3 separate regions of the Mus musculus genome follow, and regions 2 and 3 are each linked to region 1. A link is a loop called in an ENCODE intact Hi-C map of the cell type or tissue named here. Cell type or tissue: left cerebral cortex. All regions are shown on one strand.

Region 1 (8,000 bases):
AGCGCCATGGCCCTGCTGGATCTTTGCCATAGTCCATCTCCAACCCTTGGCGTTTCCCTCTGGCTAACTCGCTGGCTCTGGTACAGAGCCCTCCTGTCATCTCGAGGTCTGGGTGCTGCGTGCCCACCACCTGCCCATTTGCTGGTGCTGGAGAGCACCTGCTGCCCACCAGGGCCACCAACTGTAGTGACGGTACTGCTTCCTAGGTCAAAAGGTCGCAGTAGGGGTAATATGGTGTGTGCTCTCTCTCGCAGGATCAGGGCCAGAGACAACAGCGGCTCCTATGCTCTGTGCCTGCTGCACGAAGGGAAAGTATTGCACTACCGCATTGACAGGGACAAGACCGGGAAGCTCTCCATTCCTGAGGGGAAGAAGTTTGACACCCTCTGGCAGGTATGTCTCTGTCTCTCTGTCTCTCTCTCTCTGGACTCACTTCTGTGTGTCTCTGTATCTCTCTCTCTTTGTCTGTCTGCCTCTCTCTCTGTCTCTCTAGACTCTTTCTTTCTCTGGACTCTCTTCTCTGTCTCTCCCTGTCTGTCTCTGTCTCTCTCTGTCTCTCCCTCCCTCCTGGAGGGCACAATGCAGACCCACTGGGATGCTAGTTCCAAAACTCTTAGGAACAAGAGGAGGAACGAGGCTATCTGTCCCATACCCTCCATCAACCCACTTTCTGATTTCTAGAAGACTTGTGTGAGAAATGTTCACACAGACCGTCATCAAGTCAATGAAGCCACAAACAGGCTCCGTCACCTGGTTAGAGCCATAAGTTCCTGGTGCCTCAAGATCATGTATTTTAGGGCAGCATTAAGAATTTGACAGAAGGCCATGCCATCAGGGACTGGAATAACATGTGCATGCATGCACACACACACACACACACACACACACACACACACACACACACACACATACTGTAACTGATCAAACAAAAACCCTAGGGACTGTGACCTAGCTGGTCCTGGAGCTCTGAAATGCCAGGGTAGACACTGAATTTCAGGTGACATCCCAGTGGATAACCAATATGGGAAGCACCCTCCTAGGCAAGCATCCTCATAGCCGAGCCACCACAGGAAGTTAAAACAGCTTAGAAAGCAAGTCTACTCTTCCTGGGCTGCAGACAGCTGCCTGTCCAAAGAGCACCCCATACCTGCTCTGCAATGTGTTCTCAACCTAGCTGTCAGTAAGCCTCAAGGCAACTCAAGCACCCCAACATTATTCACCCAGCTCCCCACATTTGCTACTGAGCACATTCCGCTTCCTTAATTTGATATCATAACTACATTAACTGTGGATGCAGAAGGATCAAAAGTAGTAAATTCAAGGCTAGCCTGGGCTACATAGAAAAAATCCTATCTCAGCAAATAAACAAAAAATTAAGTCAATAAAGGACTAAGTGATGGAGATGCTATGGAGACCCCGAACCCCTAATGTATCCCTATCTGGCTACGTGATGGTTATTTTTTTTAAACTATTTTAAAATTTTATTATTATTATTATTATTATTATTATTATTATTATTATTATTATACATAAGTACACTCTAGCTAACTTCAGACACACCGGAAGAAGGCGTCAGATCTCATTATGGGTGGTTGTGAGCCACCATGTGGTTGCTGGGATTTGAACTCAGTACCTTCAGAAGAGCAGTCAGTGCTCTTACCCACTGAGCCATCTCACCTGCCCGTGATGGTTAGTTTTAGTTGTTAATTTGATACCATCTAAATCACCTGAGAAGAGAGCCTCAGTGAAGGATTGTGTAGATTAGAGAGTGAGCATATCCATGGGGATTCTTTTGATTACATTAATTGATGTGGGAAGACCCAGGTCATTGTTGGGTGGCACCATTCCCTAAGCTTGAGTTCTGGTCTGTGTAAGAGCAGAGAGTGCTCACTAAGCAGTAAGCATGCATGCATTCATTCACTCTCCACTCTTGACTATGCATGTGACCAGCTGCTTCAAGGCTAAAAAGTTTGTTGACTCTATCCAAGGACATCTTTGGCCCATCCCCCGAGTACCCTGTGGAAAAGAGACTATCTGGGGTTTAGATGGTTTTAAAACCTGTGAGGGCTGTGACTTATCCGCTGTCTCCCCCTCTCTCTCTCTTAACCATTTTCTTCCCTGTTTCTTTTCCAGCTAGTGGAACATTACTCTTACAAGCCAGATGGGCTACTAAGAGTCCTCACGGTACCATGCCAAAAGATTGGTGCACAGATGGGTGAGTGATCGGCACAGAAGAGGCTCTGTTTTGGGGGAGCTAGCCATTGTCAACCTGGTGTCAGATTTGCCAAACTCACACAGGGTGAGGCTTCGGCTTTACCGTGTGATTAAACTAGATGTCACTCAAATTCTTGGAATCATTAGCTGAAAGATAACCATAACAAAAACAAACAAACAAACAAACAAAAACTAGAAGATTTTGATTGCATGTGTGGCCAGGATGTTGGCACATATCTTCAGTCCCAGCATTAAAAAAGCAGGGTAGGGAATCTGTGAGTTCAAGGCCACTGTCAGACCCTGTCTCAAAGAGAAAAGCTTACTTGGTGGAATGTGTGAAAAATCCAGTAAAAGAGAAAAGTACAGATGCAGAAAGTTGAGTCTCCCCAGTATGTTCCCATCATACTGATAGATCTGAGAAGTAGATGGTTTGAACAAACACAGAAGTACACAGAACTGTAACCATGACATATTCTCCTTCCAGGCCACCCAGGAAGCCCAAATGCCCATCCCGTGGTAAGTATTCTCTGAGGCGTCTCTGCTGGGGAAGCAGCTGTGTCTGGACACATGGGAAGGTCAGGCTTTAGTCAGCACGGGATGGATACTCTGAGCACATCCCGGAAGATCTGGGAATCCAGTGAGTCTGAGAAAGCCTCAGCCTGTGACCACCGCCCAGCTAGACGTGTTTTCATGGTTTCTCGGCCGTTTTATTTTCTCTTCATTCTTTGGAAGTATACAGAGTGAGACAGAAACCCCCTAGGAGATCAGAAAATCCACCGGTCAGATGTAGAAAAGGGGAATATATCGTCCACGTTCAGTCTTGTACTGTCTGTGTGAACTCGTGTGTGCCATGCACAGGTCTGCCAACATGCATATCAGTATAACATGGCCAGCGGATAGGTATCTCCTTGAGGTTGGCTACCCAACTTCTTTGGCCCAACCAATTGACACCTTATTACTAGGGACTTGACTTAAATTGATTTGACTAATGATTAGGGGAGGCAGGGAGGGGCCACTTGGCAAGATTTCAAGAGAAAGGTCCAGAGAAGGAAGGAGTCTTGGCCAGAATGCACATTCCACTCCATGCCACTCACTAGATAAGAACGGAGCCCAGATGGCCCTGTGTTGGGTTAACCCTTTCATTGCCATGCCTTCAAAGAGAGAAGAACCTCAAGTCCCCTCTCCATCTGGGATGTCGGAGCTGGTACTTAGGTTACTTCACAAGAGCATCTCTTCTCATATCTAGGGTCTTCAGCGAGCACATCCCAGCTCATTAGCACCACCAGGGAATAATTCTTGACTTCTATCTTGCTAGATGCTAAAAAACCCAATATCTACCAGGCACATGTTCTGTCTCCAACAGGGGCGGTTGGCCACTTGCTACTGAACCTGTTCATTCCAGGGTTAGTACTTCTTACCAGACTGAGAGCCCTTGAGTTGGCTAACACACCCTGGAGCTTTAGGGTCCTCTGAACCACAGTGCCCCCTGGTGGCCTCACCTGGTGTTTATCATTCTGTGCCCTTGAGACAGATCTGTCTAACTTGTGACCCGAGGGTTGCGTATGTCCCAGGATTGTGTAAATGAAAATGTTATATTGCAACCACTGACACCACTGAACAGCCAGTGACTAGAGTCTCTTGTGGAGTCTGAGACACAAGATTTCCACAGACAACGTGGCTGCTTCTTGTCTCAGCTTTAATTTTGTAGCCTTCAGTGGGAAATTATTTATTGAAAATTCTTGACCTCTCTGCCAGAATGATAGGCTCTTCTGGAAGCTTCTCAAATGATCCGGACTTGCATGCAGGAAATCTCCCTGGGGCAGGTGAAGGGAGCGGGCAGGGCATTTGCAGAATCGGGGCCAGGTAGCATGTCATGACGAAGAATATCCTTGCATGTGTTTTTCTGAAACTAAACGCTCTATTCCTCTCTGCCGTTGTGGTTTCTAGACTTGGTCACCGGGTGGAATAATCTCAAGGATCAAATCCTACTCCTTCCCAAAGCCTGGCCACAAAAAGGTGCTAAAGCGTCCCGTGCTTGCTGTCCCTGACTGAGTGGTAGGATAGACCCTCCTGCAGCCCGTGCTTGGCTGGCTATCCTGTACCCAATGCGGCTTTGCCTCTGTGCCTCCCGCCTGCCCAGCTCCGAGCATACCCGCTGAGCCTCGCAGCCCCATGCTTTGTCTCCTTACCTCTCTTTACACCCTGCCTCCTGTGCTCCTACTGAGCCTTGCAGTCCCTGCACAGTGCACACATGCCCTCCCTGCCTGTGGCTTCTCCGTCACCGCCGCTGCGCAGCCTGTCCACGTTGCCTTGCCCTTTACAACACGTACCTCCAGTCACTTCAGTGAGCCCCACCTGCTGGCTCTCATTCCAGAGAGTCTTTGCACGCTCAACTCACCTTCAGTGTCCAGAGTCACAAGGGGCAGCATCAGGGCTTCTGCCACATAGAGTTCTTCCCAGTGGAGGCAACCAAGGTCCCCAGGGGAGCTCTACCCCCTGAGACAGCAGGTTGATTTCTGCATTTTGTTACATGGCTGAATTTTGAGGGACAGTAAAAAAAGGCCTTCATGGGAAGATGGCCCAGAGGCCAAAGGCAGTTGTCACCAAGCCTGACAGCCTGAGTGTGATTTCCTGCAACTCACACAGGGTGGAAGGGGAAAGCCAGAACTGACTCCTGCGAGTTGCCTCTGATCCCCATGTATGGGCCTTGACTCCTACACAGATTTATTTTCAGGGTTTAGGAATCAAACTCAAGCGCTTCACCACTGAGCTGTGCCCAAGCTCCTGGTTTCTGTTTGTTTATTTGTTTGTTTGGTTGGTTAGTCTGTGAGACGGGATTTTACTCTGTAGCCAAGGTTGTCTTTGAACTTAACTCCACCTCCCAAGCTCCAGACTTATAAGAAGTCCTACCCTGACCTTTGTGTTGACTTGTTTATAGTGAATTACATACACAAGCATGCACACACAGACACACACACAGACACACACACACACACACACACACACTCACACGCACGCATGCACCCCCATATGTGTATATGTATGTATATGCACAGATATATGTGCATATATATACACATATGTAATGTGTATTATATACATCTGTGTATATAATATGTATAGGTTGTTCTATCATATTTATTTTTATCTTCTTTAGGTAAAGATTAACTTTATTAATAGTTGTTTCAATTTTATATCAATGTTTTTTCCAAGCGTGTGGGCATATGATTAAGCCAGTGTACACAGAGTTGTATATTAAGGTATTTATTAGCAACAGACAGCATAAATGCCCACGAGTTCTACTCAGCAACTATTTGCTCTGTTGGCCACTTCCTAGAGGGTCCTAACCCTGATGGCCAGAGCACAGCGGAGAAAGGAGCATGATGCTTGAACAGGAAGGCAGCCATGTTGTGCTAAGCTCAGTCAGTGAGGAGAATGTTAGAGGATAGTCTGCGGCTGCCTGGACCTTTCTCAGAGCCCGACACACCCCCATGTGATTGGGGTAGCTCATGGCCAGCAAGCCCAGTGAGAGCCAGGCAACACGGTACCTCACAGGCTAAGGGACTTAAACGTGCCTGATGAAGGAAGCTCTTCAGAGGTGTCCACTCAGGCCAGCAGCCACTCACAGACTCTGTAATCCTGAATGTGACACCACACTTAACAAGCCTCACAGACACTGCAAGCCTTGTGTCTCCCCCTCCTCAACCGACTCTTCAAGAGCTTCTGATGACACCCTGTCATTCCACTTGCCGTAGCCCAAGGCTTGTTGCTAACTCACAGCCCCCAGCTCTGCACAGTCCTGGCAAGGAGTGCTTTCATCCCAGCATCTCAAGTTTATCTTTTGGGTTCCCCCGGAGACATATCAACCAGAGATGCTGTATGTACATGAGCACACATACACATGTATGACACACTCATATATACACTCATACATGGAAATATCTGTGCCCGTGTGTACATAGTCGTATACCATATTTGAAATGCATATGCCCTGAATATGCACCATATACACACATATGCATCTGCATAGTATGTGTATTTGTGTATGCATCTATTGCTGCTTACACATGGCAAATGGATTGCCTGCGGATAGCTACACAAAGATGTATTTCAAGGACTTACAGAGTTAAACAGACCAGTTAAGTGATTGCAATGTCCATGGGAGAGATTGTCAAGCAGAGGGGATCCAGAGCCAGGTGGAACCTCAGTGGTGTTGCTAAAGAAAGCTGCTGCATGGTAGGGGTCAGCTTCCCTTCCCCGCCCCCTTTTCCCTTTCCTTAGAAAGTCTAAACTTACATCTAAGAATGCTCACCTGAGTCAGGCCCATGTGAGATCATCCTCATGATGGAAGTCACCTACTAAGGACTGTAAGCCCATCAGTGAGCCCCTTCTCAGCAGCAGGACTGCCTCAGGCTGGGTCTTCTGCGTGACTCAGTACTGACCACTCAGGAGAGCCAGTTGTCATAGCGAAAGCCAACGCTGCAGCTGGAAGAGATAGCGCAGTAGGCAAAGTGCTCGTCACCCAAGCACGAGCCCCTCAGTTCAGATGCCCAGCACCCAAGTAAGAAGCCAGGCACAGTGGCACACGGTGCCATCACAGTGCTGAGGAGCTGAGGCAGGAGGGCCCCTCAGCCAGCCAGTCTCGTCAAAGAGGCAAGCTCCAGGTTCAGTGAGAGACCTTGCCTCAAACAATAAGGTGGTGAAGGCATTGAAAAAGATATCGGATGTCAGCCTCTGGCCCCCGAATGTCCACATAAGCAATCGCACGTACATGCACATACATGTGCAGGCACATAGAAATCCACCTACGCCATGTGCACATTTTTAGAGAAGCCGACACCAACAAAGCCCAGTCAACAAGCACTTGAAATAACTCTAGTGTCTAGAGAGTTAATGAAAACTGTGCTTTGATCTTAGGATTATCAATTTAAAATGAAACCAGGGCGGGGACTTAGCTTAGTGACAGAGTATTTGTCTAACAACCATGAGGCTCTAGATTTGGTCCTTAGCACCAGGAGGAGAAAAATACTTGGAAAGTCAAATACAGATTTTTGAAATAATGTATTTCTTTTTATCTTATGTGCATTGGTGTTTTGCATGCATGTGTGCCTGTATGAGGGTATCCGATCTTGGAGTTACAGACAGTTGTAAGCTGCTATGTGGTGAGATGGCTCAACAGTTAAGAGCCCCGATTGCTCTTCCAGAGGTCCTGAGTTCAATTCCCAGCAACCACATGGTGGCTCACAGCCATCTGTAATGGGATCTGATGCCTTCTTCTGGTGTGTCTGAAGAGAGAATGACAGTGTAAATAAATAAATTAACTTTTTTAAAAAAATAAAAAGAGGAGGAAGAGAAAGAGGAGGAAGAGGCCAGGTTTTAGGTCTTTGTTGTGAGATCAAAGAATAATTATACAGGGCATGTGCTCATCTTTAGGTGAACCTAACCGCATCCCACCTTCTGACAGAGTCTGCCCACATCACACTGCCTGTGCTCCTTCTGAGACTGGAGACTGTAGCCAGCTGATTGCAGCCAGTGTCCTGGAGCCCTATGGCTTCTGGCCTCTGGGGAGGGTTACCACCCACACTGCCACCACCGTTGCCTAGTTTGAAAATACTGGCAGGAAGCTGGGAGTGAAAGTCAAGGTCCAGGAAGCAAAAGGCAAGATTGTGGAAGCAGGACACAGGGCAGAGGCTACCTGCTCCACAGGACAGAGGGTGTGCTGCAGAGCTCTGGTGATCACGGGCCTAGAGAGAGAGACAGGCAAGTCCCTGGTGCCTACTGACCAG
Region 2 (8,000 bases), 54 kb before region 1:
AGCACTCTACACTGAGTGGTCTACTCAACCTAGGTCACTCATTTTTGATAAAGCTCGTGAGACCTATGAGGAGGTCTCCATGGGAGTCAAGTAGGACTGTTACGGTTGGAAAATATCTCACTCTCCACAGCCATAGCTGGGATATTTGAAGGTCAACTGAAGACAAAGATACAGTAGGAGCCCAGCAAGGTGCACAGAGCTCATTCTGAGGCCCTGGTGCCTGCAGTCCCAGTTGCACCTCTTCGCAGTAATGGAGACTCGGAACTTGAAAAAGAGAATGATGTAAGTGGTTGACACACTGTGTTAAGCCTCACCATTTCAACAAAGCTGCTCACCACCTGTACTCCAACTTCCTTTTGAAAGCCGCAAAACTTGAAAGCGTGCAGACCATGGGTATGGGACCCAAGGTCACTGCCTGCTCAGGGGTAGAGAAGAGACGAATCCATTCATTCTCCCCTGCGGGTCCTGATCTTGGAAGAGCTTCCCTAAGTCAGTGCGCATCACAAGGGAGCCTCAGCCAGGAACTGTGGCTGACTAACTCCAATCTCCTTACACCAGGAGATGCTGGCTAGCCCTAACTGTTCCCCCAGCAGAGCGGTTTATCATAAAGATGCCAGAAACCCAGTGTTAATCCCAGAGTTTTCAAAGTGGAAAAAAAAATTCAACATGAAACCAGCAGACCAGTAAGGGAGCAGAGGTCCCGGGAGAAGGGGTCATCAATGGGAAAGCATATTCCCAGAAGAGAAGTTCTTTCATTCATTCCATAGTCACTGGGCATTGCCACAGGCTAAGCATGACTTCTTCCCCACCCCACCCCACACCTGCCCCCTGTGCTGAAGAAGCAAGATGTGTGTGTGGCCGCTGGCCCCCGTCGGGCTGCCATGCCCTCCAGCACCTGTTGGGTGGCCCCATTGTCCTTTCCTGTGGTGCCTCACACTCCCGGAGCTGTGACCAAAGCCACAAAAAGGCAGTTTCATAAGAGCCCTCCGAGTGTGCAGGTCCTTCAATAAACAATTTGAAAGGTGAGAGGCTCACACTGAGAGCTTTAGTCACACACGTCCCATAGGTGCAGAAGGGGATGGATGGCTTGCGCTGCCCTGGCCCCAGTGGATGTCCCTCTGATGTCTTTGATGTACCATCTGGAGGCATTACCACAGAGCACCCGGGAGCTCACACGGGTGCAGATCTGCATGGCTACTGCTAATGGAACTCCAGAGCTATCCAGATTTGGCCCACTCACTGTCTCTTAATAGAATCGCCCCACCTGAGGCCTTGAACCTTGGGAACAGGAGCACAGGTTTTGCAAATTGTTGCAAAGATTAGAGATAAAGACCCTGGGTGCTTAGTGTCCCACAGTTAACCACAAGACACGCATAGACCATGTGTAGCTCATTACACACACACACACACACACACACACACACACACACACACACACACAAATGCAGATAAAAATAGTCATACTAATCACTTTTCTATTCATTCAACATTTAAAATAATACTAGAAAGGAGGAAGAAGAAAACATGGACTCATTTGATTGCAAGGACGAGTGGACTTATTTAAACAATGAAAAAAAGAAAGAAACTTACAAAGACCAACATCCCTTTTTTGTCCCCTTCTGAATTTAAAACTTCTGTTCATTAGAAGACAATAAGATGAGGCCAAAGGCAGTCGTAGCTGGGAGAGAACACTTGCCCTGTATATATGGCAACGGACTTTGATCCAGACTGTAATTCTAAAACTTTTAACAGCCAAAAGATAATTCAATTTAAAGTAGGCAAACTCGAGTCAAACCCCTGAGAGTTCTTACAGGAATCAGTGAGCAAAATGTTGATCAGACTATTGGACATTCTCTTTAAAAATAATCGGAAACTCTGTAAGCACATACGTTCAGCTCAACTGGTCGTCAGGGCAACGCAGACCTCAGTGTGGTGGTGCTCCATCCTCACCAGACAAAAATGAAGACTGCATTGAGGGGCGGAATGGAGGCAGGGAAAGGAAGCACTGGGCAGTCCTGCCCAGGAGCTGGTGCAAGCCCTTTGGAACCTTGAGTAGTTTCCTGCAAGTGATCTCCTACTGTGTGACTCAGCGGGCATGTCAGCAAGTCTCAGGCACTTAACTAAGAGCAATGATGCAGCAGATCTATGCCATCCATAGGACAATGCTCATGTGGCTTCACTCAGACTCCCCAAACAAGAAGCAGATGATCAGTGCACACCCAGACAATGTACATGCAGCATACACAATGCATACAGACAACACACACACAATAGGTAATGCATGTGTGACACATACATATACTCTAGCACACGTACAGACCCAGGCACACACAATGCATAACATGTACCACACACACTACTCCCACAAATGCACACACAAAGATGCAAACACAGGCTACCCACAATGTACTGTGGGCACACAACACACAAAAAACACACATATATACATGTAACACATAAACACACACAAATAACTGCAATAGAAATACAAGCAAACTGCTTACTTAACACTCAGCATATATCTATCTGCGGGAATACTGCTCCACACTAAGCCAGTTCGCAATACCAGCTGGGTATACTACAATTCAGCTCATTTGACAGCACCAACCTGGAGACACATACCACAGGTCAGGTCAGGGTCCTGGAGGTTTAACCCCATAAACCCTAGGTTGGGACTTATACTTCTGATTAGTTTACTGCAAACTGAGTCCCTACCATCCCTCCTCAGCTAGAGTCAGATGACTGGATAGGGCAAATCACAGAATGCAGAGAAACAGTTGGCATTTGTTTTGAAATCATGATAGTTGTTATAAAGCTGAAGGCACTATAGGCTCTGGCTTGGCCTTCACCATCCAGGCATCCCCGATGGCTACCAACCCACAAGACCTCCAAACCCTGGTCTTTTGAGATCTACAGCGGTCTATCTCATTACTGCAGGAGGAGGACCTGCACCTCTAGGCCAGATCCCACAGTCTGGGTCAGGCCGCACCTCACTGCAGCTCTCTTGGACAGAAAGAATTAAGAAGTTGTCTGCGCTGTGGCTCAACAACCCTCAAACATAGTACCTTACCCTTCCATGCTCTCTGTCAAATTTACTGTGTTGATCTAAATCACGTGATATTACACTTCCTGCCAACCCTAAAAGGTGGACATCTCCTTTGTTCAGGGGATTTGGGTCTGAAGAACCCTTGGGGAGGTTTGTGGAGGGGAGGGGTTCTCTGAAGAGGCTCTAATGGCTCTCAGAGAATAACACCCCTTATTCTCCAGACTCTGAAGAGAACCTTCTCGTTCCTTTCAAGGCCCCACCAAGTTTAGATCTCCATATGTATCCTGTTTATATGTAGCTCTTCCTCCTACACTGAGACCCAGCCATGGCCTTAAAATCCCTTCCTTGCAATCAACCTCATTTTCATTAAAGGGAATTGTGTCAGCCGATTAATTTTGCTTGCTTTCTATTACTTACACATGCCGGATCAAATCGACAGCCATTGGCAGCCAGCCTCCTCTCTGGAATACTATGCCTCCCTGTCTTCCTGAGGCTTGGTAATTAATTAACTTTTCCATTCAGTCGCAGATGTCTCCCTGCCCACTCTCCCTTCTCATAGCTGGGGCTCTTAGCAGTGTTAACTCTACCTGCAACATTAGTGTGCTCACCAGCGTACCCGTGGGCTACCCATCTGCCCAGTCCGGTGGCCAGCTTGACCTCTGTGTACTCAGTCCAGAGCTTTTGGGTCTGCAGGCATCACACACATAAAACATGTTGGTTTGGGCCAATACACCTGGCCCCAAACTAGGATCAGCTTCCCACTGCATGTTAACACAAAGTTAACAAGTACAAAGTGTGTATGATGTTCTGAAGCTGGGATTTTTTACAAAACTTTTGGTATAAATTTTTCCAAGCAGGCCTGATTCTCTACAGGGAGTTTCTGTTTCTTTTATCTGTGCAAAATACGGTTTTTTTGTTGTTTTTTTTTTTAAATCATCATTGATTTTTCTCTCCAAAACACTTCCCTTCTGAAGTATCTCTTCCTTTCCAGTCTGCTCCTGGTCATGGTTCGAGCCCTGCCAATCCCCTGCTCTTCTGACTTCTAAGGAGCCCCTTTCCTTGCGTGGGGCCACACGCTGGCTCGTTCCTAGCATGCAGGTGAGGTTGATTTGCTTAAGGTCTTTTGGGGATTTATCTCCACACCAGCCTCTTCAAGAAAAGAGTCTAAGGCCATCTGTCCCAAGAAAGATGAGTCTCTTAGGAGGAGCCAGGATTTCCATTACCACCCCCCACTCCACCCCCACCATCAGCATATCACCCACTACACCTTTGCAGGTTTGGGGTAACCGAGTAATTCACCATCTGACTTTGCATCTGGTCCGTGGGAACGCCGTTCACCAGCCCGGCGGCAACTATTCTTGGAGCAGCTTTTCTGACACCCACTTCTCCATGAAGAGAATCTGCTTTGGGGTGGAATGAGGCAAATGGCTCAGATCCGGATCCCATGCGCCAAACATCCCAGTACCGATCTATCAGCAGCAGCTTCTCCACACCTCTTGCCTTTACCATTGTCTACTTCACCTTCCTCTACCCCCTTTTAATCCATTCTATGGGGCCAGTGGAGATGGCTGCTGGGAGTGTCCACTGAGTCGCTCTAACCTTGCGAGTCGATCATCTCCGGGGCAGAGCCAGCTGGCGATGGCATTGGCGGCTCTGCTTTGAACTCTGCTTGCAGCTCACTTTCTTCAGTTTGGTATTTTCAACTTGAAGTTTTCTTCTCTCAAACTGTTCGTCCCTAAGAGTAACTTAGTGCTTAAGGCATGCAATGGTTTACACTGCCTCTGCAGCCAAGAGGTATTCACACCGCCTCTTCTGTCCAAGAGAACATCACTGGCTGCCATTTTTGACATGAAATGGCAGAAACTCATTAAGCAGTATACAGCATCATCTCCAACTTACTTTTCCTTCCTTCCTTCCTTCCTTCCTTCCTTCCTTCCTTCCTTCCTTCCTTCCTCCCTCCCTCCCTCCCTCCCTTCCTTCCTTCCTTTTCCCTCCCTCCTTCCTTCCTTCCTCCCTCCTGTCTTTCTTTTCTTTTGTTTTCTTCCTTCCTTTCTTTTTCCCTCCCTCCTTCCTTCCTCCCTCCCTCCTGTCTTTCTTTTCTTTTGTTTTCTTCCTTCTTTTCTTCCTTCCTTCCTCTTTCTCTCTCTCTCTCTCTTTCTCTCTTCCTTCCTTCCTCTTTCTCTCTCTCTCTCTCTTTCTCTCTTCCTTTCTTCCTCTTTCTCTCTTCAGAGAGTCTCATGTATCTGGGTCTGGCCTCAGACTCTCTGGCACTGAGCATGACCTTGAATTAAGATAGAGAAATGAGCCAGGCTCATGCTAAAGAAATCAGCTGCACTTGATTTTTTTCTAAAGATAAAAATTCTATTAAAAAAAGAAAGAAAGAAAGGAAGAAAGAAAGAAAAAGCAAAAACAGAGTGTAGCACCCATCTTTAATCCCAGCACTTGGGCGGTAGAAGCAGGCAGATCTCTGTGAGCTCCAGGCTAGCCAGGGATACATAGAAGACCCAGGAGCTAGATAAATAAATTAACAGGCTGTTTGATTTATAAGTGTTTAGAAAAGTTAGATAGTAAGTTGTGAAGTTGATTGATATTATTTTAGCTTGGCTCAATAGCTAGGCAACCGGGAAATACCCAGCTGCAGAGTTACAGATAAGCATCAAGAACAGCAGCCCTGTTGACCATGTGAGCACCCAACGACAGGGACAGCCATCTTCAGACTGTGTTTCCAGGGTTGAAGGGTGCATCAGAATACCGGTTCCCAGGCTCGGTTTCTCCATAGCTCCATGGAAACAGCTGCGGGACGCTAAGAGTAGCATCACAATCATCAATGCCTCGTTTCTCTCATGTCTCTGAGAAGAATCATCTCCTCTCTCATAATGATTCCCACACCACCCCCTCCCCATCCGAAACCTCAAGGACCATTTCCAGTTCCTGCATTTGGATCAAAGAAGGTCACAGCTTGAGTGCCCAGCATCCTCAGAACCAGGGTGTGGCTTTCCCGAGTTAGCCAAGTCCCTGCAACAGCAGACTCTGCCTGCGTATGTAGCAACAGCAAGTGTGACCACAGAGTCCCCGCTGTATTTTGGTTTTTGTTTTTTTCCTCTTCATATTGTTCTGAGGTGACAGTGACAATCTAATTATGTGTTAAGCTGGTACACTGTTAGTCTAAAAATACATCTGCATGTGCCCCAAAGCTTTTCACAGGACTGTTGTCCCATGTTTCTACACCCTCAGGGATACTAGAATGACCTGACCTCTGGGGCTCTAGAAACCTGAAGATCTGGGTTTGAATCATGATTCTATGACTTCCTGTCTGTGAGCCTCAGGGCAGAGAATGTCTCCATCAGCTCCTCCTCCTCTGGGACCGACACAGTAACAGTCCCCACTTCACAGACGGGACCAGAGAATTCTCCATGTAAAGGAATTAAAGAAAGGTCACGGTTGGAGCTTTTATAAACATCCACTCAGTGTCCCTTCTGGGGAGAACCTGCTAGAAGCTCTACACTGATGAAAGAGGGAAGTAGGCTGACTTGAGTAAATGAAGCTGTAGACGTTGTTGGGCTGGGGAAAGGGGAACTGAGCCCTAAAAGGAGGAACTGAGCTCAGCTGATACTCACTGCTGTCAGGGGTCACCCTTGAGTTGTGTCCCTTCATGGCAAAAACAACATGTGAAGTGTTATTTGTCAGAGGATCTCAATGACCAGAAAGTGAAGACCATGTCCCTGTATCCTCTCACCCATGCCCCTATAACCTCTCATCCATGTCCTTGTGGCCCCCTAACCCATGCCCCTGTGACCCCCTAACTCATGCCCCTGTGACCCCTAACCCATGCCCCTGTGACCCCTCACCCATGACCCTGTGACCCCTCATCCATGACCCTGTAAGCCTTCACCCATGACCCTATAACCCCTCACCCATGATCCTATAACCCCTCACCCATTGTGTTAGGCTTTTACTGCTGTGAAGAGACCCCATGACCACAGCACCTCTTATAAGGGAAAACATTTCATTGGGCCTGACTTACAGTTTAGAGGTTTAGTCCATTACCATCATGACAGGAAGCTTGGCAGCACAGAGGCAGACCTGGTCCTGGAGAGGTAGCAGAGAGTTGTACGTCTGGATGGCAGGCAGCAGGCAGAGAGAGTGATACTGGGCCTGGCTTGAGCTCCTGAGCAAAGCCCACCCACAGCGACACAGTTCCTCCAACGAGGCCACGCCTACTCCAACAAGGCCACGCCTCTAATAATGCCACTCCCTTTGAGCCTCTGGGGGCCATTTTCATTCAATCCACCACACCCCTGCTCTCTGGTTAACCCCTCACACATGACCCTATGAGTAAGCCCAATAAACTCATTGGCTCACAAAATAAAATAAAATGTAGAGCTAGGGCTGTAGAGCACGCCCAGTGTTCTGGAAAGAATAAGACCTCCCCGCGCACGGGAGCCACAAAGCACAAACTGTGATTGTGAACGCTATAAGTTAAATGCTGCTCTGCTCCTGTGTAAACAGGGCGTAGACAATGCCATGCAAAGGGAAGCCATAAAGTTCATGCTAATGCCTTGGAAGTACAATACAGGGGGAACACAAACAGGAAAAGTTGACAGAAGAATAAATTAATGTCTTATAGACACTTAATCTTGACTTTTGGGCAAAGGCCCATGTGTCCATTTTAACTTCACCTAAATTAAAGAGCTGGCCCTAGGACAGACATTGCTGTCTGTCTGTCCAGCTTGTTTATTGCTGGGTGACTATATCATACCCCCCTTAAAAACACTGCTTTATTTTAATTTTAAAATTACATTTATTAGTGTGTGTGTATGTATGTGTGTGCATGTATGTGTGTATATATGTGTGTTTGTATGTGTGTGTGTATGTGTGTATGTGTATGTATGTGTGTATGTATGTGTGTGAGTATATATATATGTGTGAATCTGTGTGTATATGTGTATATATG
Region 3 (8,000 bases), 70 kb before region 1:
TGAACAACATGCCATTTATGAAGAAAGGAAAGGCCCTGGAACTGAGTTCAGAAGGGAAGCTGGAGGGTCCTACTGGTTTGATCTCCAAGTTATGTTTGAGATTCTCAGAAGCCACAGCGTGGGAGATAAAAGGTAGGCAGGTAACCCTGTGAGCTCTGGGCCCAGAGAATGAGAGGGCACCACTGTGGGGTTCGTGACTGGCACTGAGATGGATGGTTGGGCATTCAGGACTTGATTTGATGCTACAGAGAGAGAGCAGCATGGTTTTAAGGAGAGCTCAGGGTCTAGCACCAGAGACAGCATGGTGGGGGCTGTGAAGCAGAACCTATCCTACACATAGAGCTGGGGGCCTGACAGCTTTGTGGAGGGTGGGGTAGTCAGGATTTCTATTGCTGATTTCTATTTTTATTTTTATTTCTACTGAGTTATGGTTAAAACACCATAACCCAAGCAACTTGGGGGAGAAGGGGTTAATTTCATCTTAAACTCTAAGGTCACATTCGATTACCGAGGGGCTTGAAGCACATGGATGGTGGCGGGGGCAGTACACACACACACACACACACACACACACACACACACACACACACACATTTCAAGACAGGTCCTGAAGGAAAGCTGTTAACTGCCAGACTTCTTTGGCTTGCTGGGTTTGCTTTCTCATATATCGCCCACCAGTGGGCAGGGCTCACCCACCATCAAGGAAGTACCCCATAGGCTTATCTATAGGCCAGGATTACAGAGGCATTTTCTCAATTGAGGTTCCCTCCTCTCAGATGACTTGAGCTTGTGTCAAGTTGAAAAAAAAAAAAAAAAGTCAGCACCGAGGTGGTTTCATTACATAAGCCTTCAGTCAGGCCCTCTGACTCCCAACCAGGAGACTCGGAGGGGGAGGAAAGCAGGATGTATGGTGACCAACAACTCTCTTTGATGCAAAGTCACTTCCCCAGGTAAGAAATCTAGGTAGGCGCCTACACATCTGTTAGCTTGAGATTTCACTGTGACTCCATAGGAGGCCTGCCAATGTCTGTGAGAGGAGAGAGGCAGCGGCCAAAGGGGGTGAATTCTAACATCACATTCTTACAGGGATGCGCTCAGGACGGGAGGTAAACACCATCTCAATACACCAGTTCCCTGCAGTGGGATCCCATGAACTCACCCAGGTATGGGCAAGCCTGTCTCAGTGGTACCCTCGGCCCTTGCTGGCAGCCAGAGATAGGAAACAACTGGCCTGCGGCACAATAAAAGCCAGCCACATCACATAAGCTCTGAGAAGGAAATCTGCACGGGAGGAAGGAAGTCAGTGGCCTGTGGCAGTTAGTGAAGTGCTAGAGAGTCAGCCATTGGCTTCGAGAAGGAAAGGCCTACTGGCCTGTGGTACGCACAGCACAGTGGGTGCAGAGAAGCGGTGAGGCCCAGACCCCAAGGCTGAGCCGGAGAAAGCCAGACGGAAGGATGGGGTAAGAGCTGGCAGTGAGCTAGGGCACAGGGAGGTGACTGCAATGTCCTCATGAGACCCTCCCAGGTGGAGCCCAAAAGGATTATTGTGTGTGACAGGAATGGGGAGACCAGGGGACCACCTCAGCTGTTGTTTCTCAGGCACCATCCGCTTTGTTTCAGTTTGTCTCTTCTGATCACTTGTGTGTGAGCGTGTGTGGACATATGCGTGCCACAGCATATGCATCGGGAGGTCAGAAGGCAGCTCAAAGGAGTTGGTTCTCTGCTTCTGCCATATGGGGCCTGTGGATCAAATTCAGATCACCAGGTTCGGTGGCCCGACATGTTTTTTGAGACAAGCTCTCCTGGCCTTGACTTTTCAAGGAATACCTTGGAGCAGGTGACTCTCATATATGACAAACCCAAGCCCGAGGGTGGGGGAGGGTGAAGAGGGGGAGATATTGGAAAGAGGACTAGAGAGATAGCTCAGCAGTTAAGAGCACTGACTGTTCTTCCAGAAGTTCTGAGTTCAATTCCCAGCAACCACATGGTGGCTCCCAACCATCTGTAATGAGATCTGATGCCCTCTCCTGATGTGTCTGAAGACGGTGACAGTGTACGTGTACATTAAATAATATATATATATCATAAATATATATGATATTGGAAAGAGTGACCCATGGTAGTAGCCCCAGGGCTCCTCTGAGAAACTGTCCCAGCATGAGCCACTTCTGTTCACCAGCTCCTTGGGGTTACCGATCAGGGACCATAGGCCCAGACAGCCCCATCCCCATCAGCACCTGCTTTGTCCACACGGACAGACTCAGCACTGAGAGCGCAGGCTTTCTTGAGCCCTCATCTAAAACCAGACTTCCTAAGATTTCACTGGTTTCAAACGTTACATAAAATCTTAGTTAAGAAAATAAAGATGGATCAAAAAAAAAAAAAAAAAGCAAAGTGAGTTAAACTTAAATTTGTAGTTCACAGGGCTGGTGAGCAAAGAGAATAAGAACTTGCTATGAAGACTTCAAGTCCCCAGCTCCCCTTAAAAGCCAGGCATGGCTGCTTTGCGGTCAGAGATAGGTAAGGTAGATCCTAGGTGCTTGCTGGCCAGCCTAGCCAAATGGGAAAACTTCAGTTCAGTGAGAGACCAGTGCCAAAGCAATAGAGGAAGACACCCACTGTTCTCTGGCCTCCATTTTTGCATTTACACAGGTGCACATATTCTTGCATACATCAGCATACACCACACGTGCATGGACATTCATGCATGCATGAAAATGTGCATATGCATGTGCATGGACACAAAATAACCTGTATTTTAATAGTTTATACGGAAGCTAAGTCCTGTGCTTCTTGCTTCTTTATCTGCAAGCAGTCTCGTGCCTTTTATCTGTTTTCAGCAGAGCATTTCCCCTTTGGTAACGCTTTAACAGAATCTCTAATGTGCTCTGTAGCAATGCTTCTCTGGGTTAAAAACTGCATATTGTGTCTTCTAATGATCTAGAAATTTTCAAGCTTACCCTTTAAGGTTGGCATGTTAGCATCTTCCGCATGGCATCCTTTGATCTTTTGCAATCGCTAAAATATGACTTCTTACATGAGTCTTTAATTGGCTCTGACATTACTCTTCCCTTGGGAAATCACTGCACCAACTTTTCCAACTGAGATCAAAGGCCGTCTCTTCACAGGCGGGTTTCTATGGGCCTGGTAGATTTCAGGGTCTCTATACTGAGTTTCCTGATGTGTTTCTGTGCTAGCAGCACTCCTCCTACACCCTACTGCACCCCCTTAGTCAGCCTCTAGGAACAGGCCGAGAGTCCCCTTCCCACATCCAGGAGTTTCCTGTTCTGGACATTTACACTTACATAGAAGAACCTTGTCAGTATGTTCATTGGATCTCCAAATATCAACTATAGTGCCATTCAGGGGAGAAATAATGTTTCCACCATCCCAAGTATTTCTCTCAACAAAGGTATATATGTAGTTTTTCTTCAAATCTTGCAGTAAAGTTTCAGAATTTCAGAGCATAAAATTTTTTTTAAATGTACTCCATCATGACTTATATAACTTTGAAAAGTAATACGGTATTATGTATGAATCATAAATATCAACTTCCTAGAGTACGGAGACATGCTGAATGCAAATATGCATTTGGCATGTTTGGTCATCATTGCATTTGGAATGATTGGAAGCATAATGTCTTACCAAACTCTTCTATGTAAATATCCTGCCCAAATTCTGTTTATTTCGCCCTTAGTTTCCTTATTATTCAAATCTATGCTATTAATAATGGTCTTTTGTAAATGTTGCATTTTCAAACGTGTGAGCCGCCATCTACAGAGCCGACTGACTCAGCAAATCATTTTTTCATTTTGTAACTCATCAATTTCAATAGCACATTCGCTGGACTCGGAAATGTTAGAGGTTACATTAAATAGGAATTATGAGACTCCACTCCTGACTCTCACTCATTAAATCTGTACCCTCTTAGAACAAATATTTAGACAGTGTAGCCCAGGGAAGCCCTTACCTCACTATACAGCTGAACACAACCTTGAATTTCTGACCATCCTGTGTCTTTTCCCAAGCTCTGGGATTATAGGCACCCAGTTTCAGCTGGTGCTGCGGGCGGAACCTAGGGTCTTGTGCAGCTGAGTCAAGTACTCCGCCAAGTAAGCTACCGTTCTTTCTCGAACTCTGTTGCTGTAACAAACACATCATGACCCAAAGCACCTTATGGAGGAAAGAGTTTATTTGGAGCTTACATTTTCAGAGAGAGGATCCATAACAGTGGAGGAGATAAGGCAGTAAGAGGTCAGAGCGGTAGGTGGAAAGACCACATCTCCATCCGCATGCAGAAAGCAGAGGGAGTAACTGTAAGTAAGGTGAGACTGTGCACTCTCAAAACCTGTCCCCAGTGTGTGTCTCCCTTCAAGACTGCATTTCCTAAAGACTCCATAACCTCCCCAGACAGTGTCACCAACTGCAGACTATGTGTTCAAGCATGAGAGCCCATGGGGACAGTTCCCATTCAAATCACCATACCCAAACAGTACTTTCTCTCTTGCTCCCGATGAGTGATGTTTTGCCCGCACATATGTAGATGCTTTCACTTGGGACATCTTATGTTATACTTTCTGCTTATTGCCTTTATCCTCCTCTCTTCATCTCTCCCTTTGGATAGACGCCACCGCAGCACTGACCCCACCTTCCACTCCCTTGACTGATGTGATGTTCCTAGGACTCATGACTCTTCTTTCAGCGGGTTGCCTGTATTCCACAGCTCAGCACCACCTCCTCCACGCTCCCAGATGGCACAAAGATCGTAGTGATCTCAAGATGCATTATCTGCGCTCCACACCCGTGAGCTCAGACTGTAGATTCAGCCTCAGTTTCTCATCCACTTCCGCTGGCTTGTATTAAACAGAATTCACGTCTGTTGGCTGTGTGTTTATTCTCTTTGCCCTTCCCCCCATTCCTCTTTACCTTTCAAATCTTCACGAGAGCCACAGGTGTGTTCAGCTGCATCTGATTCGTTCTTCACTTCCTGGCTGGAATCTATAGTCTCTGTGACTTTGAATGCTCGGTGTACATGTGTGTGTGTGTGTGTGTGTGTGTGTGTGTGTGTGTGCAATTCCACGCATGTGTATGGGCACATGCATGCGTACATGTGTGTGGAGGTCAGAGGACAGTCTCAAATGCCATCCCTGAGTGGCTATTCACATTGGCTGTGTTGAGATAGTGTCCTTGACTCGTCTGGGCCTCACCTATCAAGCTAGGACAGCTGGCCCCAGAGGTCCACTTGTCTCCCCACACAGGGATGGCATGTGCCTGCCTTTTGGGAGGCTTCTAGGACTGGATATTCAGTACCTCATATTTGCATAGCAAACACTTTACTCCACATTTGATATCCCTAGCCTTCATGTCTGAGTGTATCTAGGCTGCTAAACTGATCCCTCTTCGGCATGTCTTCCTTTCCCCAGTTCTGTTCTGCTCCCTGATCTATTTCTCTGCTGTGCGGGGAGATCTGGGGGCTGTAATTCTTCAAGGCTTGAGTTGAAATCTACTCTTCTGAAGAGAGTTCATTTGTTGCTAGGCACCTGGAATACCAGAAACTTCACTATAATCTTTTTGTTTCCCTTAAGATTTTTGCAGGCAAGCCTGTAAAGACAAGCCCCAAACCCACTGAGTTTGTATCAGGAGCCCTCAAACATAGCTCTTGGTCCCTTCCTCCTTCTGTGCAGAGTAAGGCTGGCATGCTACACCCACACCTAGTTCCCAGGTAAGGTGATACATCTCATACTCACCTGGAAAAAAGTATCACCATAGGAGCTTTCCTCTGTGGCTCATTGTTCCTCCTGAGAGAGGTAAATATGAGAGACAGTTTAGTTACCTGCAACCTCATTTGGTTTTTGTAATATACAGCTCTGCTTGCAATAATGCACTTGCCAGCTTAATCCCATCACCCGAAATGACTATGAACATACATCTCTCTCTCTCTCAAAAAAAAATGCACCTTGCAACCTCAGAACCCCTACTCAAATTGGGCCAAATACGCACCCCTCTCTCCTGAATACCAGTGTAGATTTTCCTGCCCCTAGCAACAACCAAATTTAGACAGTTTTCATTCAAGTGTATTCTTAACATATCTAAACATAGAGAATAAAAATGATGATCCAGTCTGAGCTGGTTTGGGGTGGGTACGCTGTAAGACAAAACCGTCCTTCAAAAGAACTTAAAGGGAGGCCCTCGTGTTATACATAAGTAGGCATGCATATGATTAAGCTCAGATACATTATGAAAAAGGACATTCACAGATGGAAAGTAAATATTCAGTGTGGTAGTTTGAATAAAAATGGCCCCCATAGGCTCAGCATTAGTCAAACAATTAGGAGGTGTGGCCTTGTTGGAGCAGGTCAAGTCTTCTTGGAAGACGCGTGCCACTGGGGGTGGGTTCTGAGACCTTAGATACTCAAGCCAGGCCCTGGGTAGCATTCTCTTCCTGCTGCGTGAGTATCTATCTGGATGTAAAACTCTCAACTACCTCTCCAGCACCATGTCAGCCTGCATGCTGCCATGCTTCCAGCCATGATAATGGACTGAACCTCTGAACTGTAAGCCAGCCCCAATTAAATGCTTTCCTTTATAAGTTTCCATGGTCATAGTGTCTCTTCACAGCAATAAAGTTCTAAAACACACAGCTTAACCTATCAACCGAACTTCTCCCTTAGTAGCTAACTCTTCCTTTTCTTGAACCCATAGGAGAAAACTCCAAATAACATTAGGGGCCTTGGACTTCTCATCCATGTGGACGGCTACCCGAGAGCACGTACTTCTGATCTGTTCTGTTGGCTTGACTTCTGAAGAGTTCACTTGCTGCGTTACACATAATGAAAACCCCGTGCTCAGATCTTTTCGTAAGAGGCCAATGTGGTGGCTTGAATCAGAATGGACCCCATGTGCTCATGTGCTCACATGTTTGAATACTTTGTCCACAGTTCGGGAAACTGTTTGGGAAGGATTAGGAGGTCTGACTCTGTTGGAGTAGGTGAGTCACTGGAGTGAGCTTTGTCACAGTAACAGAAAGTAACTAATACAACCAAGGACCTGGGGACACCTGGCCCAGACCCGATCCTCTGGAAACACTTGCAGCCTGTGAGACCCCAAGATTGTATTCTGGCACTGTCGATGACCCTAAAACTCCATTCCAGCCTCACTCTGTAAAAAGACTGTGTGTGAATTTTAATATTTTTAACATGTAATTTTTTTAACACAAGAGAGAAGAAATAAAGACAGGTCTGTGTCCCCATGGAAGGTTCTGGAACCTGTGAATGACTGGAGGATTTCACCTTCTCTCTACTTAATCAGTCCCTTATTCTGCTCGATAATCCATGTACTTCTTTAAACTGTATTTTTAAAAGGCTTGTGTAAACAGTACCCAGCATTTGCTGAGCGAAGAGGAAGCTCTCAGGCTGCTACAGTATCAGAAATGGAGGTGTGCTCCGTCTAGAATAAGGACAATCAAGATAAGCGACTGCAGAAAAAGAAAAGCCCTGAGTGCCCGGCATACAGAGTAAGTGATCTGCATCAATGGAGGATATTGGCAGACGAGTAAATACAAGTCAAAGGCCAGGGTATTCAGAGACTTCATTGTCTACAGCCCAAGGAGAAAGCATTAGGAAACAATGCTGCTCTTCGAGCCATTACAAAAATTAATATCATGGGGGAAAAGAGAAGAAGGAGAGGGAACGGCATGGAGCCTAAACTGATGAGGAAGACATACACACAAGGGCAGGAAAAACTGATCAGGCTCATCTAAGTTGCCACGTGCGTACAGATGCCTGTTAGGTATGCACACACATAATAGGACATGTGTGTGTGCATACAGGAGACCTAAAGAGCTGCCTGCTATGGAAAGACACATAGGCCAACTGCAAACTCATTTTCTAAAGAGCCAAGCTTTCTAAACCACATTGATGGGAAGGAAGGCTGAACATAACTGAATACTTTCCAGCATTCACAAGGGCTTCTGAGTTCCATTTTGTCCATAGACAAAATGT

The links. A loop is a pair of places that touch in the nucleus more often than their neighbours do. Peaks named below come from ENCODE experiments on the same cell type or tissue, not always from the same donor. Only the 100,000 strongest peaks of a DNase experiment are listed, where the experiment ranks them.
Region 2: it touches region 1 in a loop (2.3-fold over the local background); 10 of 42 quality-filtered maps call a loop at or near these places.
Region 3: it touches region 1 in a loop (2.4-fold over the local background); 5 of 42 quality-filtered maps call a loop at or near these places.

Annotation. Positions count from the first base shown.
Region 1 is chr13:52,620,547-52,628,546 of GRCm38, forward strand. It overlaps Syk (spleen tyrosine kinase), which reads left to right. Exons shown (of 14, transcript NM_011518.2): 4 at 255-393; 5 at 2,134-2,215; 6 at 2,699-2,730; 7 at 4,162-4,230. Among named protein-coding and RNA genes, the nearest start is that of Syk, 28 kb to the left of the region's middle. In left cerebral cortex, a CTCF peak has its summit at 3,698 (motif pointing left); a DNase peak (open chromatin) is centred at 3,687.
Region 2 is chr13:52,566,055-52,574,054 of GRCm38, forward strand. It overlaps Gm2848 (predicted gene 2848), which reads right to left and starts at 7,171. Exons shown (of 4, transcript NR_046069.1): 1 at 7,071-7,171; 2 at 4,646-4,781; 3 at 4,346-4,446; 4 at 3,826-4,220. In left cerebral cortex, no CTCF peak of the experiment used is centred here; DNase peaks (open chromatin) are centred at 3,620, 4,388 and 6,615; H3K27ac peaks cover 320 bases.
Region 3 is chr13:52,550,181-52,558,180 of GRCm38, forward strand. It overlaps Gm33168 (a long non-coding RNA gene), which reads left to right and starts at 776. Exons shown (of 2, transcript XR_382373.1): 1 at 776-950; 2 at 6,703-7,216. In left cerebral cortex, no CTCF peak of the experiment used is centred here; a DNase peak (open chromatin) is centred at 4,743.